Regions from separate parts of the Homo sapiens genome. Here regions 2 and 3 are each linked to region 1. Evidence: chromatin contacts called from ENCODE Hi-C or POLR2A ChIA-PET data. All regions are on one chromosome and are shown on one strand. Each heading gives the region's core, a stretch centred on a gene start or an enhancer-like site at or near the end of the contact. The rest is flanking DNA. Distances are from core to core; before and after follow the strand shown.

Evidence for each region. A loop is a pair of places that touch in the nucleus more often than their neighbours do. ChIA-PET counts read pairs that join two places held with the same protein, here RNA polymerase II (POLR2A). Pooled maps may share reads with other maps.
Region 2: a pooled map shows a loop between it and region 1 (2.2-fold over the local background). The contact joins two enhancer-like sites. A Hi-C loop is called at or near these places in 2 of 168 maps with a recorded cell type or tissue (CD8-positive, alpha-beta T cell and head of caudate nucleus) and 8 of 50 pooled maps. POLR2A ChIA-PET finds 5 or more read pairs at or near these places in 9 of 52 experiments (AG04449, CD4-positive, alpha-beta T cell, H1 and 6 more).
Region 3: a loop to region 1 is called in a map of CD4-positive, alpha-beta T cell, with 2.0 times the contacts of the local background. The contact joins two enhancer-like sites. A Hi-C loop is called at or near these places in 6 of 168 maps with a recorded cell type or tissue (CD4-positive, alpha-beta T cell, CD8-positive, alpha-beta T cell, aorta and 1 more) and 9 of 50 pooled maps. POLR2A ChIA-PET finds 5 or more read pairs at or near these places in 3 of 52 experiments (activated CD4-positive, alpha-beta T cell, activated CD8-positive, alpha-beta memory T cell and activated naive CD4-positive, alpha-beta T cell).

The regions. Positions count from the first base shown.
Region 1 is chr6:90,023,523-90,027,159 of GRCh38, reverse strand. All of the region lies in intron 5 of BACH2 (BACH transcriptional regulator 2), which reads left to right. Among named protein-coding and RNA genes, the nearest start is that of GJA10, 130 kb to the right of the region's middle. Within about 2 kb of position 1,270, at least 2 of the 41 ENCODE cell types and tissues checked have a DNase peak (open chromatin) inside an H3K27ac peak, as active enhancers do.
Region 2 is chr6:89,983,418-89,987,085 of GRCh38, reverse strand. All of the region lies in intron 6 of BACH2 (BACH transcriptional regulator 2), which reads left to right. Among named protein-coding and RNA genes, the nearest start is that of GJA10, 91 kb to the right of the region's middle. Within about 2 kb of position 1,650, at least 12 of the 41 ENCODE cell types and tissues checked have a DNase peak (open chromatin) inside an H3K27ac peak, as active enhancers do.
Region 3 is chr6:90,078,158-90,081,461 of GRCh38, reverse strand. The region is part of intron 5 of BACH2 (BACH transcriptional regulator 2); the gene reads left to right. Among named protein-coding and RNA genes, the nearest start is that of GJA10, 190 kb to the right of the region's middle. Within about 2 kb of position 1,426, at least 4 of the 41 ENCODE cell types and tissues checked have a DNase peak (open chromatin) inside an H3K27ac peak, as active enhancers do.

The DNA.
Region 1 (3,637 bases), core at 21-2,520:
CAGGTGGTCCAGATGCTTTTGTTACTTGATATGGGACTTAACAGACTGCCAACCAGTGGTCTTAGCCTCATGGTTTTCATCATTTTTAAATGGAAAAACAGGAGTGGGTTTCAGGTGTGCCTAGGCTCCAGTGGAAATCAAACCTTTCTCAAAACACTACCTGAATGACCCTCAAGCTAGATGACTTTCACCCCATTAGATGCTGCCTGCCTTTGGTCTTGAATTTCGATTTTCTTAGTTACCGGGTGAACCAACTTGCAATCTAAACTTCATTCGTTCTAGCCTGCATCCCTGCAGAGATGATGTTTCAGAACAGAATCATTTTGTCCAAAAGACCCCCATGCATGAAAGGAGCAAGTTTCCTTTTATTAAGAATCTTTTCTGTGAAAGCTGTATTTCTGCCAAGCCTCAGTATTCACTTCTGTTTCCTTTCCTACCTGTAAACCGCGTGCCCTCTTAGGAGCTGGGGCAGGCAACAGTAGAGATCAGGCGGATGAACAGCTGTGAAACTATAGATATTCTTTATGTATAGGCAGACAAAAGTGTGTCTGGAGGTAACCCCCACCCCCATTCCAAGAAGGAGTTAGGTTTGACAATCCAGTCTCTTAACATCATAATCCCTGGTCAGATGAATCTAACTTTGGCAGGTTATACATATTAGCATCTATAAGCAATACCTGGCCTGGGAAACATACTAGGAACAATGGCATGACTAATATATTGCTTCTTGACTTCACATGGAAACTCAAGCCCAGCATTGTCACTGACCTGGTGGGCAAACTTCTGACAGTAATTATCATTGGAAAATCTTGCAAAACTAATTTAAGAAACACAATTATTTAATTATAGCACTTTGATAGCGTTCTCCTCTTTCCTCTCTCTCCCTCCATTCCTCCTTCCATCTTCCCCACTCCTTTATGACATCTGAAGTCCACTAATTACTGAGCTCAATTTTCAGGCTGTGTCTTAGGTTTGACAGAAATGCTAAAGTTGAAATTAGACTTGCAGTCTCCCCTCTTTTCGGCATTTGACTATCTGTTGTCTTTTCTTAGTCTTGATTCTCTGTTGTGAGTTTTGACTTGGTTTTTTTCTAAGACAGAATAATTTCTGTCAGGTTCTGGGAACTCCCCTCCCACCCGATGAAGAAGTTTTGGGGAGGAGTTATGAGCCCTGTGTTGAACTGTGCACTAGGTACAAATCTGCAGTGCCTTCTATTAAAATGTAAAATGATCCGTTGAGTCATCCTCCCTCTGGTTTGACTCAGATGCTTTATGGCGCACTTTGCATGTCATTTCTCTGTAATGATTTCCCCATGGAGAAGGGTGTCTGATAGAATCCAGGCAGACTGAAGATTGCTCTGAGTCAAATGGATCTGTTATTCTTTTAGTATTAACCCTTATCTCTCAGTTTCCCATCCTCGTATTTTCCCTGAAGGAACTTTAATGAAGTAAATAGGTTCCACCACCCTCATTTAGCCTCCTAATCACTGTTCACAATTTCTTCTCACATTAGCAGCGTGAAGCTCTAGGGTAATATTTCTCTGGCTACAAGGGGAGGGAAGGGGACACTGGGAGAGAATATTTCACACAGATGCCCTGATAAAGAGAAATGCAGAAAAGAAATGACTTTTCTCTGTCCTCTAACTCCTAATAGGCATGAAGCACATGCTAATAGGAAGCAGAGATTAATGTATGAGAAGTGAATATAAATGGAGAACATAGACACAAAGAAGTAATACCAGAGACAAACTGGAAGTGACAATATAGAAAAGAAGGCTTGCCAAGAGTAGAAAATGACCTATCCCAGAAGAATAGATGGAGGCTTTGGCTTTACTCTTAACTGGGGGGTTACACAAAAGAAGCAAAAGCAAGCATCAACATATAAAAAAGACCAGTGCGATGATCACAAAGCTGCATATCCAAATCTGCCCATGGCTAAATTGCACATTTTCTCCCTGGTCCACACACCCACTGCCCCACCACCACCAACCACCACTAACAGTAATCATGCCCCTTGGATGGCCTGACATGGGCTCCCTTTCACCCGCTGATTTCATCTCCTTTTTGAGATGACAGTTTATGCACCATGCTATTGTTAAATCCCAGTTGTAGCCTTCTCTCTGGCCCGCTAAACGGGGTAGTCTCATCTGACATCGCTGGGTGGAGACAAGAGGAGAGGATGGACACCCCGCTTAATTCCAGAGCCACATACCTAAGACGGCTTTTGAGGGAGACGCTGACCTGCACACCAGAGCACTGTTTTGGCCATGGAAAGAGAATGCCGAACTATTGCTCAGTACTGATGGGCACTGTGTTCCATTAATGTGTGAAAGTTGACCTTTGATTCATCCTTTGGGTTGACTCTGTTTATAAGGGGGAAAGTTCACACTGTTATTGGATGGGTCTTCCCCTCTTCTTCATCTCTCTCAAAAGTTATGTGATGGCATTTTTCCCTTCCAGCCAGTTGTGTTCTTTTGAGCATCTCTAGCTTCCTTAAAAAGTCTTCTCAGGAACCACAGTTAGAAAAGCTCATGTTTCAGGATTTTCCTAAAGTTCCTATACTTTCATAGAACCATAGAAACTAGAACTAAAAAGTCACCTAGTTTATTTCCTCCTTGCATAGATAAGGAAATAGAAGTGCATGAAGTGATTTGGTTTTAACAAGAGAGAAGACAAAACACGAGATCTCTGAAAAAAGTTTTACTGCAAAGCAAAGGCCTGGGCTCAGATTTCTTACCATCTCCCAAAAGGCCTCATCCCTGTATTTGGCCCATTTTTGTAGATTATTACTGAAAACGTACAACTTGGAATTGGTTAGATTTGATTGCCTTTAAGGACCTTCCTGACCATAAGTTGTAGGATTTAAGGTGTGGGTGTGTTTTTTTTCATTTGAAGCCCAAAGCGCACCCTAGGACCTTTGTGATTAAGTCACAGAACCTAAAGGAGGTGCTCAATACTTGAGTTGTTAACATTCTCCTACAGTCTTTAATTTGGGGGAGCTGGGATATATATATATATAGTAGATGTAGAAAAGTGCATAAAACAAATGTATAACTTAAAGTGGGAATATGTTTACCTGTCACTCATGTCAAGAAATAGAGCATGCAACAGCACCCCTGAAACCCCACGGTGTCCCTTTCTGGTGAACACTGCCTCGCTCTAAATGGAGCCTCTATTCTGAGTCTTTTCTTTATAGTTTTGCCACCTTTGTATATGTCTTAATTCAGGCTGCCATAACAAAGTACCATAGGCTGGGTGGCTCAAACAACAAACATTTATTTCTCACAGTTCCGGAAGTTAGAAGTCTAAGATCAGGATGCCAGCATTGTCCAGTTCTTGGTAAGGGCTGTCTTCCAGGTTTGCAGACAGCCATCTTCTTGTGTCCTCACATGGCAGAAAGAGAGTAAGAGGGGTTCTCTTATAAGGACATTAATCCCATTCGTGAGGGCTCTACCCTTATAACCCAATCACTCCCAAAGGCCCCACCTCCAAATACCATTATACTGGGGATTAGGATTTCCACATACGAATTTTGAGAGGACACATTTACTCCATGTGTTAGTTCTCACACTGCTATAAAGAAATACCTGAGACTGAGTAATTTATAAAGAAAAGAGGTTTAATTGGTTCATGGTTCT
Region 2 (3,668 bases), core at 401-2,900, 40 kb after region 1:
AGTTGCCACTCACATCTTTTCTAAGACAGAGAGACAAGTTAAGTGTGACAGAGTAGGCGACGGAAGGCTGGGTCACATCACCAGACACTTCTCTTTGAGCTGCAGTTAACATTGATCCATCAAGCAGCTACTCATTGCTCAATTTTACTGTCTCCAGACCTCATTTTTTCGTATCATTCAAAGAGTGACCTAAAGATGTCAGCTGACATACTGAAATCCTGGGATGCTATTTCTGCTGCATTCTCTGAGCTGTAATCCCATCAAAACCAGAAATGAAGTTATTTTGGCATGACTTGTTCCTAATGAAGCTTGAATCATCTGCCACTTTCCTGTCTAGGTTCTGAGTGGGTGATGGTTTGTTTGCCAAGCTCAGAAAGATCAAGTATACAATTCAGATGGAGGTGGTGTTGAAAGACTTTGTTTTACTCACCAAGAGCATCAGAACATTCAGAGAGCGGGTGGAAAGGTTTTTTAAGTGCCACCTAAACATTCAAATTTAGTGACAGGGAAAATGTCAGAGAAAAGAATGCTCCATTATGTGTATTCATTATAAAAATTAAAAGAAAACTTTAAAAAAATCATTCACTACAATTCTTGGGAGAATGGCTGAAAAGATTGGGATATTATTAAAAACCAGAAATGGAAGCTGGATATTAGGGAAAAAACAAAAACTTTGAATCCCTGAAGCCCACAGTGCTGCAAATCTCTATTACAGAGAAAGCAAGTTGAACAAAAACGCAGTAGGAGGCAGCCTCTTTCAGGCAAGGCCAGCGATCCAGGGCCAGCGTCCCTAGGAGAAATATGCCCACAAGGATTCTGGACAATGGAATGAGCTTGTAAACCCCACAGGAAAAAAAAAAAAAAAACTCAGACTTTAACACACATACCGAAAAAAGCCATCCTTACAGAGCTCCCCCATCCATGGCCCAGGCACTAACAGCCCATCCCCTCCACAGGCAGGGGGCTGAGTTCAGTTCGCCGCCGCCACTATCAGTCTCCCCAGCTTTGTCTTTCCATTCTCTGGTCTCTGCCTTTCTCAGATGCAAGGCTTAAGAAAGCCTTACAAGTCCGGCTATAACAGGGCCAGGGAGCACGTGGGCAGCAGCCCACACCCGCATCCCTCCAGCCCCACACTGTCTTCCCACAGCTGTACTTTGGTTTCTCAAGCTTCTTTCCAGCATCAGAAATGACTGAGTCCTGAAAAATGCCACTGTGGAGTGATTGTTGGCTCCCTTCCTCCTAGCCCTGGTGTCTGCCTGCTCGTCCACAACCATTGGCAGCTGTTGGAAGGGGCTTTCAGTTGCCTTGCTTCTCACTGAACTGCTTTAACACCAGTTTCCTAAGAGCTCAGCTACACAGAAAAGGTGAGAGAAAAATGGCAGAAGAGTTACAGAAATCCCCTTTGTTTGAGTATTCCGATTTTCCCCCCATTTTGCAGGGAAACAGCCTCTGACAAAAGCTGCAGAGCCCCTGCCCAGCTGAGGCCCTCTGGAGCTAACCAGTTCAGATGATCTCATGTGTCTGCCCCAGGGGCAGCCCTGTGTCACTCTCAGGGACATGACCCAGGAGTGCCGGATGGACGGATGTCTGTGCATTGTTAATGTGAGAATCTTAGTGTCCCGCCCCCACTGGACTGCTGCCACCTCCCCACAGCATCTGGAGTTGTGAACTAGACAGAGAGGAGATGGCCTGTCACCACAGAGGCTGGAAGCTGCCGCCAGGGCCCCCTGAGGCCACCCACAAAACCCAGACTCCCACCAGCCCCGCCAGCAGATGAGAATCCCAGGTGGCCACCTCAGTTGTTTACTTCCCTGCAAAGGATTGAGAACCACAGTAGATGCTTGGAAACTTCTGTGCTCTCCTAAACATTAATCCGTTAATTCTCACTAGCCCCAGGAAAGATAGCAGTGCTGCCACTGCTGTTGTTGACTGATGATTAATGCTTCGTGTCTCCAACACTTTGCTACCTGTTAGTACTTCACCCCTGCAAGCACCCACCGCCCACCACACGGAAGTAACTCACAGTCCTATCCCTGGAAAATAGGAAAGGCACGGCCAAATGTCTCCTGCCCGAGGACTCAGCCAGGATAATTGTTTGGGTTCCCAGTGTTTCCCAGAATAGGAATATGTACAGCATAACCTAAAAGTGAAATGACTTCAGGTGGTATATGGAGAATTTTTTTCAAAATAATTGTGTTTATCTTAATATGTATTGCAGAAAGTATGATTCGTGTGTTAAACTTGAGATTTTGCAGATATTGCTTAGGACAAGTTTCTTTTTAAACTATATTTAAAGAAGAAAATGAGTTGCAATTAGAGAAAATATTACAATTCTAACAGTGGGTCCTAAGTACCTGTAGTTTGGGAAACAAACCATAATTCAGTACTTTTTCAGTCCACCAGCCCTGTCTGTTTTGTATAATCTCTACTCAAAGAAAACCACAGTGGCATCTTGTCAGGAGCACCTATTATCCTAAATTGTGTATAGAATATAGGAATAGGCTTTTAGGGTTCAGTACCTGTAGATGAACACACTTGTGTCTGCTTCTTTCACTCACCTATTCTTGGTTATCTGATATATTTTTTCCAAAATATCCTAGCTCTTCTGCTTGGATTCCCTAAGCATCTGTCCAGCCTCCTCACCTATTTCTGTAGCCCTCTTTATGGTGAGGGTAGAGAATGACATTCTAGCTTACTAGTGCTTTGTGTGGCATTACTTGTTTAGGACTAATTTAGATAATTTACAATAATCCTCTCGTTTCTCTGTGACCATATCTTCCCTCCTTTTCTCTTTTCTTGTGTTTCAGTTCAATGAAGTTATTTAAAAGGTCTGTCTGTTTGACTTTTGTGGACATCTTGTAATTGTAGATATTCTCCTACAGAATGGATGTGGAGGGCAGTGGGCTTGATATTAATAACCCCGCTTTCTGTTACTAAATTGTAGTTTATGGAGAGGACATGGTGGGAGAGAGGACAGGTCCATTGAGCCTGATTTAAACGAGCCTTGAATGCCATGCTTGAAGGGCTTAGGTTTTATTCTGCAAGAAGCAAAGAGATAAAGTCACTGTCATCAGGAAGGTCAGTCAGGCACCTATACAAAGGAAGGATCGGGGAAGAAAGAGACAACAGCCAGGTTGTTGCAACGGACTAAGCAAGGAGTAATAAGACCATGAAATAAGCATGTGTGTTATCCCCTATAACTGTATAACCATTCTAACAAAGTGGCTCTAACACATTTTCTTTTCCCCACTCCTGCTAGAATATGTTTTCCATTTTGATTACTCTTACATGTTTCAATACCGCTAAGTAGCCTTTTCTGTGATGATGGAAATGTTCTTCTGCACTGGCCAATATGGTAGCCAGTAGCCACGTGTGTGACTAAGGAACTGACTTTTTTATTTTATTTATTTATTTTTTGGACGGAGTTTCACTCTTGTCACCCAGGCTGGAGTGCAATGGCGTGATCTCGGCTCACCGCAACCTCTGCCTCCTGGGTTCAAGTGATTCTCCTGCCTCAGCCTCCCGAGTAGCTGGGACTACAGATGCCTGCCACCACACCCGGCTAATTTTTGTATTTTTAGTAGAGACAGCGTTTCACCACATTGGCCAGGCTGGTCTCGAACTCCTGACCTCAGGTGATCTGCCTGCCTCTGCCTCCCAGAGTGCTG
Region 3 (3,304 bases), core at 177-2,676, 54 kb before region 1:
TGTTTGGGTAGCATCTGCGATTGTGTTGAATGCCCTGGTTGGTTACGGGTGTGGGGAAGTGGTATACAGTACTTTGATCCTCCTTTGGAGAAGGAGATGCTAATGTGGATAATGAGAATTTGGTTCTTTATCTTTAGTTTCGATTTGGCCGCCTTCCTTCACTGAGTCACAGTGCTCACTTGTTTAGTGATGGGCATGTCATTTAAGCCTGAGACTGTCCCTCAGACTGTTTATGACATTGGATCTGAATTTCCCATTAGATGAACAGCCAGCATTTGTCATATAAATTCAAGAACACACTAAAAGTTTGTTGGCTTTGTAGTTGACATTGAGATTAACTTTCTCTAACCTAAACCAGTGAAAACTAAAATGCTCCTCACCACATAAAAGTTTTGCTTTCGCTGCGTTCAGACCCCTCCTACCTTGTCACAGCACAGTCATTTGGAGTCTGATTTGGGGGCGGTGTGGTTGTCTCAGTGGCGTATGACCCACTTTGTGTAATACTTAATTGCCTGTGTTTTTACAACACAAGTCAGAAGTTCTGGCGATAGTGGACTATCACCCAAAAAAGATTTTCTGAGACATCTCATCAGAGCTGCTCGAGTACCGCGCATGAAGACGGTGTTAGCTCTGCAGGGCATGTGCTAACTACCAGACGATGAAAGAACATTTCCTCTAGTTTCTGGATAATGAGCAGGCACACAGGTAAAGATGCCTTTCTCAGGGTTGACGCCTTTTGTTTCCTAATGATTCTGATGATTTTGTTGAACTAGACTTTTAAATATTAATTGTTACCTGCATATGTTTGCTGTTGTGGTTTGCAGAGGGCTCAGAGGAACAAGCATTTTAATTGGTATCCTGGGACTGTAATAACTTTTTATTAAAAGTCTGGAAAGATAGTAATCAAAAATAGACTCTCATCTCTATCTTCTCTGTGCCCCTGGCAAATATCCTCTTCATCAATTTTGTTTTTATTATTTGCCGTCAAGATGGTTATCTCTAAATATCAGATGCTTCAATCCACAGTGATAACCATGTGTGAATTAATGCTTGATAAGCTTCAGGTTATCAGGTGGAGAAGTGTGGTTAAGGCATACAGAAAGAAAAAATGCACAGAAGGAAAGGGATAGCAAGGGGATACTGTGCCTTGGTAAGCGTGGTGCCACCGCAGACTAAAAGCAGATATAAGTCAAGTGCTACTGACTTAAGTTTGGCAAAATCACTCCTCACAGCCCGCTCTGTTTTAGAAATGTTTATATTTCTGATATCACTTTTGTTAATTTGAAGAACTTTTAAAATACCATCATTGTTTCAAAACAAAATGTGGAAGGTGTGGATCACCTTCCTGAATTTACAGAAAAGTTTTTGGGTACATTTCTTTGCGGAAGATTGGCTGAGATGTGGTTCACGGCAGGGTGGTGCCCGTGCCTTGCGGATCACGTTGTCTGTACACTGACTGACATACCAACTTAGAGTCTTTGAAAATGCCCATTGGTAAGTCAACATTGTTTTCCCTGAAAGTCCTGAGACAGAAAAAAAAAAAAAATGAAAGTACAAACACTAACTGGAAAAAATGTCACACATTTTAGCCACTTTGCATCCCTTGTTAGGACAAACCCTGGTCTGGGTTTTTTTACATTTTGAAGTTGTGTGGTAGGTGGGGCAGTGTGGGTGGCCCAGAAAAAGTAGCGGTTAGAATAAGATTTTCCATTTATTGCCCTTTGTGCATGGCTAAAAATAAGAGTCATACAAATCAGAATATGTAGTGCAAGCAAAATCACTCTGTTAATTCTGATGACTGGTTTGCCCACATCTTTGCATCTGTCTGGTAAGTGGTATATTGGGAAATAATTTGTCTCTGTTTAAATAGCAAAAGGCAACCAAGTTTTTGCGTTGTGTGTCTACACATGATAGTTTATCAGCACTTTTCTCTTCCGAAGGAAGAAAGATCCAACTCATACATAAACAAATTGTGTTGATGGAAGGAAGAAAGAAGCGTGAAACCCTTGAATCTTTTTTAAAAAGGAATTGCCTTATTTGAAATGCAGTTTTACAACATCCATCTTCTTGGCTTATTGTTAGAAAGTTATTTCTTGTAAACTCATAGCACAGCAAGGAAAGGATATCTTAATGGTGTTGCCCTAGAGATTGGAAAACTTTTTGTGTGTTTGGTTGGAGGAGGGAGAAGGGACAAGGATGAGCACACGCCTGCCCTGTAGTATCTTCTGTAGACACAGATGTTGGAGGGACAGTTAACCAAGTAAAAACTCCCCTGCATCTGGCTGCTGAGTCGAATGCAACCACAGTAAGTGATAACGTGTCCGTTTGTGGCTAGAAGAAACACCAAAGAGAGGCGGCGCCAGCATTCACAGGGAAATTTGTGCCTTCGCAATCCCATTGATGGTGCTGTCCCATTCCACTGACTGAGTGGTTGTGGCATTTCCAAAGAATGAGAATGTCTGCAAGTGTTCTGAGCCTTTCAGTCTGATGAGCTTTGTAAAATGGATGAGTCAAGAGGGCAGTTCCAGAAGATTCTGAAAAATGAAGACTGCAAATCACATTTTTCTTTGGCATCCCCAACTGTGGCAGACAGTGTGGCACAGTGGTTACAATGAGTTGAGAGCTTTAGGAGGAAAAAAAGACTCCGGATCAAATCTTAGCTTAGCTACTTGTTGACCTTGATCTGTTAACCTCTCCTAGGCCTGGGTGTCTTTATTTGAAAATGGGAACAGAAGTAGTACTGCCTGCCTGAATGAGAGGGTGGTTGTGGGGATTCAGTGAGATGACGTACATAAAGCACAAAGCCAGCACTCCACAAAATGATGTTGGTGTTATCGTCATTTGTGCAGTTGCATCATAAAATGTGTTGGAGAATTTGAGAGCATTTGGGAGTTCTCCTCTATTCTTGGAGTACAAATTTTGGAATTAAATGGACAAAAGATCAGCCTCTGGTTCAGTGTTTCAGAAGAATACAGGCATTTATAGAGTGGTTTGCTTCTTCTTAGGTTACTAATGCCAACTGGGGGATTGTTGTTTTTTTTATTTTGCTGTTAAGTTAGCACAATGTAAGCCTCTCTTTCCTTTTAAGATTAGTGCTGTGTTGAGCATATTCAGTAATTTTTACCTTCTCCCTGTTTTTTATTTAAACATGGATGTTCAGTTCTAACATCTGTGCATGTTAATTGTAGTACCTGCTGGTGTACGTTATGAAAGAGAGTGCTAATGTTGTAATCAAGTAAGGCTAAAAAAATATTTCAGGTGGAAATGGGCAAAACTTCAGGAGCAATAGCTTCCATGGTGGTGT